Linked DNA regions of Homo sapiens: region 2 is linked to region 1. The links are chromatin contacts, found by Hi-C or POLR2A ChIA-PET in ENCODE. All regions are on one chromosome and are shown on one strand. Each heading gives the region's core, a stretch centred on a gene start or an enhancer-like site at or near the end of the contact. The rest is flanking DNA. Distances are from core to core; before and after follow the strand shown.

Region 1 (6,491 bases), core at 3,105-5,604:
TGTATACACACATACATGCATGTGTGTGTATACACACATACATGCATGTGTGTGTATACACACATACATGCATGTGTGTGTATACACACATACATGTATATGTGTGTGTATACACACATACATGTATATGTGTGTGTATACACACATACATGTATATGTGTGTATACACACATACATGTATATGTGTGTGTATACACATACATGTATATGTGTGTGTATACACATATGTATATGTATGTATACACACACATATGTATATGTATATATACACACACATATGTATATATACACACATATATACGTATGTGTGTGTGTGTGTATATATATATATATATATATTTTTTTTTTTTTTGAGACAGACCCTCACTCTGTCACCCAGGCTGGATTGCAGGGGCGCAATTTGGCTCACTGCAACATCCACCTCCCAGGTTGGAGTGATAAATTGGCTCAGGTCAATTTGCAACCCATATATTCAGCCATATATATATATATATATATATATATATATATATATATATATATATATTTTTTTTTTTTTTTTTTTTTTTTTTTTTTTTTTTTTGAGACAGAGTCTTGCTCTGTCACCCAGGCTGGAGTGCAGCAACACGATCTCTGCTCACTGTAGCCTCTGCTTCCTGTGTTCAAGCGATTCTTGTGCCTCAGCCTCCCGAGTGGTTGGGACTACAGGTGCATACCACCATACCCGGCTAATTTTTGTATTTTTAGTAGAGACGGGGTTTCACCATGTTGGTCAGGCTGGTCTCGAACTCCTGGCCTCCAGTGATCCATCCACCTCGGCTTCCCAAAGTGCTGGGATTATAAGCATGAGCCACCGTGCCCAGCTGTATATTTTATTTTTATTGTTCTTGATGAAGAGTAAAAAACGAATAAGCCCTAGTTGTTAGTGGAGAGTGGCAAGAGGTAAGATTTTCCTTCAAATTTGTCTTTCGATCCACTTAAGGATTCTAACGTTCTGGAATTCTTGATGCCTGTTGCTTCCCTCATCTGGGAACATGACAGACCCAAATGGTGGAACTTGGGTTTTCTCAGGTAATATTTATTTAGGAGAATCATTTCAATGGTAGTTGAAAGTCAGGCCTGGAGAGAATCTAAGCCAAATAATCAAAATATAATTTTCACCTGTGATTTTGGCATAGAGACCATGGGTACCTGAGGCCAGGATGGGGTTACAGAAGAAAGAGAATGAGAAGAACATCATCACAAAAAATGTTTCTCCTGGGCAAGTTATCCCCTGAGTAGAGAGGCTGGGGCATCCTTCTGCTGGAAGGGTTTGGGCTGATGAAAGCTGATTCCCAGAAAATAAGTGATGACCAATCAGGAGGGGTCAGGTTTCTAAGGGCCAGATGCAGGAGGGCGTCCTCACTTATAAGACTGAGGAAGTGGTGTACGTGCAGACTGACTTAGAAAATTTTACTGAGCCAGTCAGCTCCAAAACACAAAGAGATACACTTTTGCCCTTATACTTTTAGGGTGGGTAGGCCTCCCGCAAAGCACACACTTGGAGACCATGCCTCCAGCCATTCTGTCTTTTGGCCTGGTGTGTATATGAAGGAAGAGGCAGCTACAGGCAGGCTTTGTTTTCCTTTTTTCAGTTTGGAACATTTAGAAGCAGATAAATTGGCATAAAGCAAACATAATTACATGTTAACTTCAAAGAGGGAAAATATCACGTACATTAAATTCCGTAACCTGCCATGAAGGAAATTATTCATGTTGACCTAATTTTATTTCTGATCTACCTACCATAGTTTAGAATAAAAATGTTGGTTGATTTTATAACTCAATGCTTTTATTGGAAAACAAGGTTTTTAAGTGGCAATATACTTCTGAATAGAATATGCATTGTCCCAACAGTGTATTTTACAAGTAACTGATAGCTATGGATAATGAGTGGCCACTTTGGAAGGGCATTTAACATCTTCTTAAAAAGTAAAACTATAGGCTCATTCATTTTTGTCTTTATTTAATTTTTTATATTTTATTGTTATTATTATTCATTTATTATTATTAATCATGGTTTCTTTACCTTCTTGTTTTCATGCATTTACTCAATCAAGTATCTCAGTTTCTGGTTAGAGCAATATTATTTTCACTCTTTCATTAATTTCTGGTTTATTTTATTTTAGGTGCTAGAGATGACACTGCAGAGTAGAGAACAAAGGAATCTTAGTAATTGTTCAATCCAATCTCCACACTTTAAAGATGAAGAAACTGGTATTGAGAAAAATACACAGCTTATCCAAGGTTGCACTGCTGGTTGGTAGCTGAGATGAATTTAGAACCCACATCTGATGACTACACCATATTGCTCCCAGTTTTCCTGTCTGTTCCACATGTAAAAGTCTGACTCTTCACTTCTCCTTTGAGTATATAGACTTTTAACATTTTTGTATGTCAAGATGGACTTTTCCTCATACCCAGCCCCTGCCTTTTCTCCTCCCTTCATACCTTGCAGGATCTTTAACAGAATTTAAAAGGAGTTTTTTGTTTTGTTTTGATGTATCTAATAAAAGTCAAGGGAGGGAGAGGGCCAGTATAAGCAAGAGTACAGTTTCCTAGTTTGTAGATGCGGTAGTCTGAGGAATCAGAAACACACAAAGGTTTGGAGAACTGGTACATGCTCCCAGGTGGGAAGCCAGGACTCTTGGTAGGATCTTGAGGACAAGGCAAAGGACAATAAGAGAGCGAGGGGATCCTAGAGGTGGAATCAAGGAAGAGAAACTAGAGAGAGAAAAAGGAACTGGCTATCCATCCATGATGGATCCTGTGTGGACTGATGGGTGGCTTGGCATCATCCTTTAGTAGACTTCATGTGGTTGAATAATTGGCCAATGGAAGGAATTTCTTTTTTGGTAACAGACTCTGTGTGTACAGTTATGGGTCTTAATTTATAATAAAAGGTTACATTGAAAATTGAGCATATTGGCAACTTTGGGCTTTAATATTACTACTGTGCTATTTAGGTCCCAACCATCCTAGCTAATCTGGGCATTCTTGAAACAGCTCTCATTATTGGTATGTCAAACCGTCTCATAGGGCATGTACTTAACAAAAGTGGAGTGAAGGGTTCAGGATGCATAAATGGGGTGAAGCTCGTGGTATTCCATTCCTTTTTACTGAAGCCACTCCTACCAGCTGCCTTCTAGATTGTTCACCTTATATGAGCATGGTGCAGTATAGAAGTTGTAGACTTTGGCCTCAGACAGATCTAAATTCTAATCTCAGATCACTACTTCCTGGTTGAGGACAAGATTTCTTTAACCACCCCAAGTCCCAATTTTCTCATGTCTAAAATGGCAGAAATAATGTGTACTTTGCAGGGTTGTTGTGAGAGTTAAGTAATATGGGTAATGCACTTGGGACAGTGCTTCACACAAAATTGTCAGTAAATGGTGATCTTTCTTTTCCTGGCACTACAAAGCTGAGGAGAGGAGGGAGGGAGGGAGATGAATGTCTGGAGGAAGAAAGGGCAGGAGTTTCTTCATCTTTGAGTGAAGGAGCATTGAGGGTTAGCAGGGATATAGGAATAGTGAGTTGGCTGGGAAGAAAAAAAGGATTAAAAGAGGAAAAGAATAGGAAAAAAGAAGGATACCATGGAGAAAATGGGCAACGGCCCCAGAAAGAAGAGCAAGAATGGCAGTGATGGTGAGCATTGCTGGAATGATGGAAGGTTCTCCGGCCCCGGTGATGCGTGGGCACCACCGGAGAGCTTGTTAGAAATGCAGAGTCTCTGTCCCTCCCCAGACCCTCTGAATCATAATTTGCAATTTAATGAGAGGTCCCCAGGTGATTCCCATATCCATTAATTCTGCAGAGTTGATGTTTTCATCTGCGGTGGCGGGGGGCGGGGGGGGGGGGTGCGGTGGGGGTGCGGCAGGTGTTCAGCAGATTCAAATCAAGAGGAAGTCCCCAAGGGCTTTAGGTTATCTCTAAATTTATCAGGAAGACTTCCCATCGAAGTGGGTTGAGATCCAGGATGTGTCACTTTCCTTTGTATTCTGATCTGGCTGGTCTGGACAGAGGTTCTGCAAACCAGAGTCATGCTGTGGACTCAGGGATTCTTGGAACTTCTCGTCTGAATCCAAAGTAGCAGGTGTGAAGGAACAAGGAAGTGGAGTGGTGAACATTATTTGTCTATAGAGGAAACAGGAAGAGAATGGGGATTCTTCTTTTAGACACATCTGGCAAGTGAGGCAGTCATCCTGCACCGCACCCTCCTCCCTGCGCCTTCAGCTCCCGGTGCCCTACCTTTTCTCTGAGCAACAGAAGCACTTTTGTCTGCATTTAGGTTGCTCATCACTGGTGCATTGGAAAGAACACTGGGCTAATGCCTTCGGGCAAGCCACTTCACCACCCTGGCTCCAGTCTCCTCATATGCAAGAAGGGCTTAAAATTGTGATGGTAGGTGCCCAGGGTTTCCCAGTGCAGTGGGGACTGGAACTGTGGTCTTCTGGTGACTGTTTCTACCTTATGGTACTCTCAAGTCAGCAGGTAGCCAGGTGATAAAAGGGAAAGAAGCTGCTGGGTGTAAAATTAAAAAGCGGCCCTCCCCTGGGGCCAGCGGGAGCGCAGAAACAGTTGCTGTTCAGTCTTGCCACTTGTCAGCATGAGGGAATTTGGGCCCAGGATAGCCAGACAATCTTTTTTTCCAAGAAAAACTAGAAGTCCAGACTTTTCTGTTAGATTTTCTTAGTTTTTTTTAGAGACTCTGAATTCATTAAACACACACACACACACACACACACACACACACACACACACACACAAAATGAGAAAACCTGCTGCTCATACAAAACAAATCTGAGGGCAGAGTTTTGAAGACTGGCAGTGAATTCATTGAAAAAAACAAAAACAAAAACACAATGAAAAAACCTGCTGCTCATACAAAACAAATCTGAGGGCTGCAGCAGCTCACAGGATGCCAGTGTGTGACGTCTTTCCTAAGTCTTTTAAAAGAGAATTGACATTTTCATTAGACTTGAAATAGGTAAACAGGACAAAGACTCTGGAGTAGCTGCTTACCCCAGTATGGCAGGCCCTGGCAATGCCTCCCCCAGGGATATAAAAACATGGATTTCGCTGGTTGTGGTGGCTCACCCCTGTAATCCCAACACTCTGGGAGGCCTAGTCGGGTGGATCATCTGAGGTCAGGAGTTTGAGACCAGCCTGGCCAACACGGTGAAATCCCGTCTCTACTAAAAATACAAAAAAATTAGCCAGGCATGGTGGTGCACGCCTATAATCCCAGCTACTCAGGAGGCTGAGGCAGGAGAATCGCTTGTATCTGGGAGGCGAAGGTTGCAGTGACCCAAGATCGCGCAATTGCACTCCAGCCTGGGCAAGAGGAGCGAAACTCTGTCTCAAAAAAAACAAAAACAAAAACAAAATCACACATACATACGGATTTGCCCTTCTTGATGGACACAGTTTGAATAAAATATAGTTGCCATACCCTTTCCATTGCAACTAAACATAAAAATACAAGAATATTCAATAAGTCATACACTATGGGATGAAAAGAGCATGTCATAATTAGCTGATTAACCACTGTCATCCTCTTGTCATATGCTGATACATGAGTAATGTATGTTTGGATTATTGATTGCATCCAAGCTAGGATTCCTTTGTGGCATCAGCAGAAGGACACGGTGACCACAGAGGTCCACCTCAAGTTACTACCTTTTGTGAAGTGATAATGGGGTGCACAGCCAGGTGTAATTCAAGCACATCTTCCTACAGGCAGTGGGTGGTTATGGCTGCACTGCTGTCGCTGTATTGCTTGCAGCCTTAATGGGAATCTTTATTGAAACGGAAATCTAATTCCATTTAGGTTAATAATATGCTCACTCAATCTTCCTTCCCAGAACTAGCCTGATCTTTACACCTTCTGAGGGGAAACTGGCAGTGATTCCTCACTGCAGGTGGATATCTCATCAGATAAAGCAGGGTTAGGAAAAATTTACATTTTTACTCCAAGCCATTTTGGTTGCTTTTTTTCATAATGAAAGTGCAGTAACTCTCTCTTATCTCTGCATGCAGTGGTGGTAAAAATGTGTAGGACCACAGTAGTTGGCATTTGTCTCCCAGATAGGCCAGCCTGAAACTTGGGAGTGGAATGAGCTTGTATTCAAGCTGTTGTTAACCAGGACTGTAGCTATTCATTCCAGCTCTACTCTTTTCATCCAGGCTATTGCATGATCAATGGCTATGGGAATAACTTACAGGGCCAAAAGAGGGTTCTGGGAATGTGATAATTTGGATGCAATTTCTATCTTTCCCACCTCCGACTCCAAAAGTTCTTCCTTCTGGACTCAAACAGCTGCTAACTCCTGTGGATGGCTGGGTGCCAGTGAGGCCTCAGGCTTTGGTGGGTTCCAAGCATACAGAATTGTAAGCTTCCTTCTTCCAGTGGGCTGGGCAGGTGCCTAGAGAATAATGTCAAAGGTGAACAAGGGAAGACAGTCAATCCT
Region 2 (7,203 bases), core at 2,525-5,024, 130 kb before region 1:
CCGCCTTGGCCTCCCAAAGTGCTGGGATTTCAGGCGTGAGCCACTGCGCCTGGCCCAAATTTTTTGTATTTTTAGTAGAGACGGAGTTTCACCATGTTGGCAGGCTGGTCTTGAACTCCTGATCTCAGGTGATCTACTGGCCTCGGCCTCCCAAAGTGCTGAGACTACAGACGTGAGTCACTGTGCCCAGCTTGATGTATATATTTTTAAATTATTATTATTGTTATTGTTTGAGACAGAATCTTACTATGTTGCCCAGGATGGTCTTGAACTCCTGACCACAAGTGATATTCCTGCCTCAGCCTCCCAAAGTACTAGGTCTCCCTCTCTTGCTCAGGCTGACATGCAGTGGCACGATCATAGCTCAGTGCAGCCTCACACTCTTGGGTTCTGGCAATCCTCCCACCTCAGCCTTCCAAATAGCTGAGACTACAGGCATGTGTCACCAGACTGGTTATTTTTAAAAATTTTTTGTAGAGACAGGGTCTTGCTATGTTGCTTAGGCTGGTCTTAAACTCCTGGGCTCAAGACATCTTCCCACCATGGCTTTCTCAAAGTGCTGGGATTACAGGCATGAGCCACTGCAACCAGTCAGGACTGACAAGGTTTGAAAATTTTATGTGCTTTGCACTTTGACTCTCATGATAATCTGGAGAAGTGGTTCTTATTTTACCATTTTTAACAACGAAGAAACTGAGGCATGGCTGCAAAATATTGGCCAATTGTAGATCCACTTACCAAAATAATAATACCTTATAATGAAAGCATTACAATTAGTGGTGTAAGGGAGCCAGCTCAATGCAGCTCACAAGACCTGACTGTGGTATCAGTTCCCAATCTGCATCTGGTGACATCATGTTGACAGCTTGAAATTGGCCACCATGAGAGCATTTACACCATGGAAATAGACACGTTACAAATGCTTTTTCTTCATAGAACCAATTGTTAAATGTCTGCTGGCACACTATTCGCTACCATCTAAATGCGGGGTGCAATGTTAATTAAATCTAATTGCTTATTGAAGAGATGGTGGCAACCCAGTTGGAGGCAGAGGGGCAGTGGGGATGGTGCAGAATTCCAATGGCCTGGGTTAGACAATGCTATCTAAGTCCGTCATTTGTAACTGCTAGGGGTGTAATTTCCTCTTTCATCTCCACTTCCTTCCCACTTTCCCCACATGCAGCTCAAGCTTATGGTGTGAGATGTGTGACTTCCTTAAGATAGGATCGAGAAAGTAGGCTGTTTGGGAAGCAGACTGGTGATCTGTTCTATGGAGAAGCTAAAGGGGTAGCCTGCTTAGAGACTGACAGCCATGGTCTCCATTAGAAAGGACTGAGTGGGACCTTTGTCCCAGGAAGAGACTAAACAAGGAATTAATATGTTCTCTCCATTTGGGGTCTAGACCTACAAAGGTTATTTATTTATTTATTATACCCAATTCTCTTACAAAAAGAGAAACTTCAGTCTCTCTTCTGCTGGATTCTGGATGCTGAAGAGTCTGTTGTTTTCTAGAAGGTGAGGAGGTGGATGATGATTTGTTAAGAGCCTTCTGTCCTCGCCAGCCCCGCTGCCTTGCTCTAGTCTAAACCTAGGAGTTCAGGTCAGACAGAAACAGCTTCAAGACTTATCTGTCCAGCAGCTCTGAGGGCAGAGAGCAGTCTGAATTGAGTTAGGAGGAAGCTGTGGGTTGCCATCACCAACAGTTTTCAGGTCTTTTGCAAAAGACTTAACTCTACCGTGCTTTCCAAAGACTTTAGTGTACTGTACATATTGTAACTTATGCAATAGCCTCTTCTTATGATCACTATTAACACAAGTGACTTCACTTATGGCCTTTTCTCTGGGCATGTGTGCTATTTATTGCTTTTTAATTGGGGAATTAGGATATGCTTTAAAATGCCAAGATTAAAAATTGGGGAAAGATATAGAGAAAATTGTCAGCAATGGACACTTATGGGATATTGGTCTAGAAATTCAATATGTTTTATATATTTGTACATTTCTAGATACTGTCAATATTATCTTTTCCCTTTCCTTTATTTCCTGGGTTAGTCATTTTAATACTGCAGCTAGTGTCTGGGAAGCCACCATTCAAAATAAAAGCTAAGATCTTTAAAATAATTTACATTTAACTACTTGGTTCCCTCACTCCTGCCTCATCCTCTGTCCACCCATGATCATCTTCCTCCTGAATTCCATGTTCCTCATACCCTTGCTTTCCTTTTTATAGAGTTTTATTGCACATATTCCTAAAAAGTGTATACTTTTATTGTAGTTATTCTAAATGTTGTGAAAAAGGTGTGGATAATATTGTATGTAATCTTTTGGCACTTTAGTTTTTAGTTACCATTTATTAAACTAATGAGATTTATCCAATTGTTTGGTTCATTCATTTTGCCTGCCATCTAAATGTTTTACCAAAAGTCTTTTGTACATTTTAATAACAAATAGTTTAGATTTTAAAAAGTAATGTAATTGTCGGAAGGAATATCACGTGTATTAGCAAATTTAAAAATAAGATTTGTATATTGCTTTGGTGGGAAGTAATATTGCCCCTCTCCTGTTAATGCCCAAATTTTCAAATCCTGAATTTTTGATGCCCAGTTGTATTAGTCTATTCTCATGCTGCTAGGAAGAAATATCCAAGACTGGGTAATTTATAAAGGAAAGAGGTTTAATTGACTCACAGTTCCACATGGCTGGGAAGGCCTCAGGAAATTTACAATCATGGCAGAAGGGGAAGCAAACATGTCCTTCTTCACATGGTTGCAAGAGAAAGAAATGCTGAGCGAAGTGGGGAAAAGCCCCTTATAAAACCATCAGATCTAATGAGAACTCACTCACTATCAGAAGAACAGCATGGGGGAACCGCTCCCATGATCTGATCCCTTCCCATGAGGTCCCTCCCACAACACGTGGGGATTACAATCTGGATTACAATTCAAGATGAGATTTGGGTAGGGAAACAGAGCCAGACCATATCACCTGTGTTAACACTTTAATGCGCTCCCTTTCCTCTTTGCTTTCTAATCAAGAAGTCAAGCTTAATGTAGGTATTTATGTAAAGTGTAACATACCAGAAATAACTTGAAGGGTAGTATAACAACATTCTGCATGATTTGTATAAAGTTTACATTTTAAAGCTACCAAGGAACCTTTCAACTTTCTATTTGATTATACTTTGCAAAACATTATACAGCTTAGAACAACTGAGCACCCAGTATTTTCTCTCACCTTAATCTACCATGGTCCTCCAACTCCCAACTAAAACTGTACTAATACATTAGGTCATTAAAATTTCTAAATCATCTTAACTCTTTTATTTGCCATTTTAAATATTTGTGTTTAGTAAGGTATACACATCTTCATTTGTAATTCAAAACGGCATTTTACAGAGTGCTTAAGCAAATCAGTGCTGAAAAAAATTTTCCTTATATCTATGGTAACCTGTGGAGAACTGTGTGAAAGGACTCTCTGGGGCCTCTAGGCTTTCCCAGAAACCCAGTTACTTTAGGTTGGCTGTCCTCGTCACCTCTGCCCAGGAAAGGCCCGAGGCCTGACTAGGCCCCCAAGGAGCCAGCCCCCTCCCGAGGCACCTCCCTCCCAAGGAGACACATCCACGTGGCATGGAAACTTTTCGGTAAACACTCAAAAGTGAGAGCTGGTTCCCTTACCTTGGAGGGGACATTCAGGGATGGTAAGAGATAAGACGTTTCTAGGAAGAAAAGAAAGGGGAAGTGAGAAGATAAAAGTCTTCACATAAGAGGCAAATGAGAAAAGCATTTTCTGCCAAATTGTGAAAAGTGAAAGAAATGAAAGCAAGCTTGCTTTGGAGACAGAAATAAACACTAGGCAAAAAGAAACAACTTTTCCATAAAGCGTTTTGTAACAGTTAGGAAAAACTCAAAGGTAATCCATGATATTGGTCCAGGGATGCCTAGAACAAGGTCTGCTTAGGTGACTGGAAAAGACACTTGCCCCTGTGAAGAAATTTCAGAGGTACCAGGAAAGTTCCCTGACCCCCAAATGCCTCAACTGTTTGGTTCATGACCCGCACAAAGGCCTGAGGCTGAGAGGCTTGTGGGATAGAGACCCAGCTTGCTCTCCACTAGTTAACCTGTGTCCTACGGCTGCTTTCAGCAGGAGGAGGGGGGACACCTGTGTCAAGTGCTGTGTGTGCCCAGATGAGGCCTCTTTCTAATCTCTGCAAAGCTCTCCAATTCCAGAAAGACAATTCATAAAGAATGGGTCATCCCACCCATTTATTCTGGGCAGAACCACGAGACCAGGTTGCTGAAGGGGATCTTGAATCTACTCTGCAATTTTGCCCAGGGTGGGCCTGGAGCAGAGAAATGAGGAGAGAAGTTAAGCAATGGAAGCAAGAGCAGCTGGGGCCTGCCAGGACTGAGCTGAGGATGTTCATGATTGGCTTCCATTTGGAACTCAGCAAATGACTGAGGCTGCCCATGGCTTACCATTGAGAGAAGGCCACACCAAGGCCTGGGAACAGCCAGCTATGGGCAGATCAGGCCAGCACCTCCTAAACCAGCCTGTACCTCCACTTCTCTGTGCTGATTTTCCTTCTACTCTCTCTAATGCTTATTAAAGTTTCCCCAAGACTCTACCAGTTCCACTTATCAGAGCAACAGTGGGTATTGGGTCATGGTGGAGGCAAGGGGACACAGGATGAATTGAGGCTTGTAGGTACTGCTGGCTTTCCCTACTTGCAGAAGTTCCTCTGGAAATCATCATTATCATTATTATTTTTGTTCTTTTTTTTTTTTTTTTTTTGGAGAAAGGGTTTTGCTCTGTAGCCCAGGCTGGAGTGCAGTGCTGCAAACATGGCTCACTGCAGGCTTGACCTTCTGGGCTCAAGGGATCCTCCTGCCTTAGCCTCCCAAGTAGCTGGGACCACAGTTGTCAGCCACTATACCTGGCTAATTTCTTTGATTTTTGTAGACGGGGTCTTGCCGTATTGCTCAGGCTGGCCTCCATCTCCTGGGCTCAGGCAATCCTCCTGAGGCCTTGTCCTCCCAAAGTGCTGGGATTACAGGCACTTTTTATTAAGGGAGAGGCTATTTCAGCTCTCTTTTCAGACTGGAGAATGCCTTTTTCAGGGCTTTTTGATGGTGCTGTGCCACTGAATACTTCCAACTTGGAATAATCGTTGAGTGATGACTTTCCTCAAAGGTTTAAGAAAAACTACATTAAAATAAATAAGCAGGCCATGTGCAGTGGCTCATGCCTATAAATCCCATCACTTTGGGAAGCCAAGGTGGGAGGATCGCTTGAGCCCAGGAGTTCAAGACCAGCCTGGGCAAAAAAGCAAGACTTTTTCTCCTCACAAAATTTAAAAATTAGCCAGATGTGGTGGCACTCACCTATAGTACTAGCTACCTGGGAGGCTGAGGCAGGAAGATGGCTTGAACCCAGGAGTTCAAGGCTGCAGTGAGCTGTGATCATGACACTGCACTGCAGCCTGGGCAACGGAGCAAGACCCCGCCTCAAACAAAACAAACAAAACAACAAAAAAAACAAAAACTGGTTGGGAATGCCTACAATATTAGAAATACAGGAGTTATTATTTCTAGGTTCCTGGGTTGTAAGGCTTTCAATTTTTTTTCTACATGCTTTTCTTCATTTTCTAAAATGTAAATTAAAGATGTTTCCAATTCACTTTTCTGTCAGATTAAAACCCCAAGTTTTGCCTTTAAGGTTTCATTTCTAGAAGTGGTTCAGAATATAATGCTGAAGTTAGCTCAGTTACAGTAACTGGGGATTTCCTCTAGTCTCTGGCTGTTCATGTGGAAGTTGTGTTGTCATTTCTTTCCTTTTCTTTTCTTTTCTTAAGCCATCACAGTGACACCTGGCTATCTTGGCAAAGAAGAATAACAGGACAACTATTGTCTATCAAGAATTTTAGCCAGGATTTCCCCAGTCTGCTCCTCATTTTTGTGATTTTGTTGGTTCCTTTGATGAGAACTTTTTCTTGAGGTTTTAGGCAGACTTAATTTAAAGCATTGATCTCATCACACTTTTTTAGCTTCTGGTTAAAAATAGAACATCTCACGTAATTTCCAAGGAAAATCAGTTCTGTCAAATCTCATTGCTAATTCATAAAGGGCATTTGACTGTTCAAATAGAAGAGTATGGGAATCCAATGGATATTTCCGAAGTTACCATTTTTTAAAGGAATTTAACACCCCATCTTGGTCAGCCATGTGGATCTGAATCAGTTAAATTTAATCCAATGGAGATAAATTTGATTTTGCATGAATTAGAGCAGCATTTGCAAAAAAGCTCTTGACAGAATGTTTTATTCATATTCAGTACCAGCATCTTTTGCTTTTCTTTTAAGGTTGGTAAGAAAAGGATTTCAATCACACATTGTAGGCAAATGTCTTATGTGCTTTAATGTGTAAGGAGCATAAGTTGTTATTATGATAATGTTAATAAGACTTTTCATGTAGTACATTTTGGTTGACATTTAATCCCAATTGAGAAAAACCTAAAATTAATTTTTGTAAGAAACAAGACCAGAGTGGCTCATCAGGCTTAGAAGTGGGACTAATGGTACTATAATCAGACTGATGAGCTGTTAAATATCTGATGTGAAAACCATATCATGAAATGATAGGAAAGAATCTGCACAAAAGTCCTTTTGAATTTGCTCCTTGTCCTTTATTTTGCAGTTTGTTCAAAAGGCTTATTACCTCGGCTTCAAAACACAGATCCAAGATACTTACCAGCTGGTAACTTTTATTTGTTAATCAACTCAGCTTTCCTCAGAAAGATCCAAAGGGAGGGGAAAAATCATTTTTTTTTTACCACCTATTCGTCCAGGGTAAGATATTGCTGGTTCTATTTGGGTAAATGGATGAGCCACAAGCCTGGTTGCCCAGGACAATGATGCTAAATTGGGGGGCTGAAGATCTCGCTGACTTGGATGATGTACAATTAATTTTCAAGTCTGTTTTTGGTTAAATTGTTGCTTATATGGGATGTGGCACAGAGACAGGGCAAAAATGGGATTGTGAATCTTGGCAGGGTAGGATAGGTTTGAGAATTAATTTTTCACTTAGGTTAAATTCCTCCCATCATCCCTGGGCCGGTAAAGCCTGTGCCTGTGTCCTTGTCAGCGCATTTAGTCCTCAGGATCTGTACGGGTTCCACGGAGATCATGCAGGACATAAAACGCTAATT

Evidence for each region. A loop is a pair of places that touch in the nucleus more often than their neighbours do. ChIA-PET counts read pairs that join two places held with the same protein, here RNA polymerase II (POLR2A). Pooled maps may share reads with other maps.
Region 2: a loop to region 1 is called in a map with no recorded cell type, with 2.0 times the contacts of the local background. The contact joins two enhancer-like sites. A Hi-C loop is called at or near these places in 1 of 168 maps with a recorded cell type or tissue (B cell), 24 of 37 single-sample maps with no recorded cell type and 5 of 50 pooled maps. POLR2A ChIA-PET finds 5 or more read pairs at or near these places in 3 of 52 experiments (K562, WTC11 and activated B cell).

What each region holds. Positions count from the first base shown.
Region 1 is chr6:106,713,899-106,720,389 of GRCh38, reverse strand. LOC105377927 (a long non-coding RNA gene) reads right to left here. Exons shown (of 4, transcript XR_942841.3): 3 at 6,303-6,446; 4 at 3,878-4,155. LINC02532 (long intergenic non-protein coding RNA 2532) reads left to right here. Exons shown (of 7, transcript NR_033557.2): 7 at 2,148-2,938. Among named protein-coding and RNA genes, the nearest start is that of LINC02526, 22 kb to the right of the region's middle. Within about 2 kb of position 4,354, at least 4 of the 41 ENCODE cell types and tissues checked have a DNase peak (open chromatin) inside an H3K27ac peak, as active enhancers do; they include B cell, where a contact is called at or near this core.
Region 2 is chr6:106,843,767-106,850,969 of GRCh38, reverse strand. No RefSeq gene overlaps it. Among named protein-coding and RNA genes, the nearest start is that of LINC02532, 60 kb to the right of the region's middle. RefSeq lists enhancers at 4,018-4,067, 5,698-5,757. Within about 2 kb of position 3,774, at least 3 of the 41 ENCODE cell types and tissues checked have a DNase peak (open chromatin) inside an H3K27ac peak, as active enhancers do; they include B cell, where a contact is called at or near this core.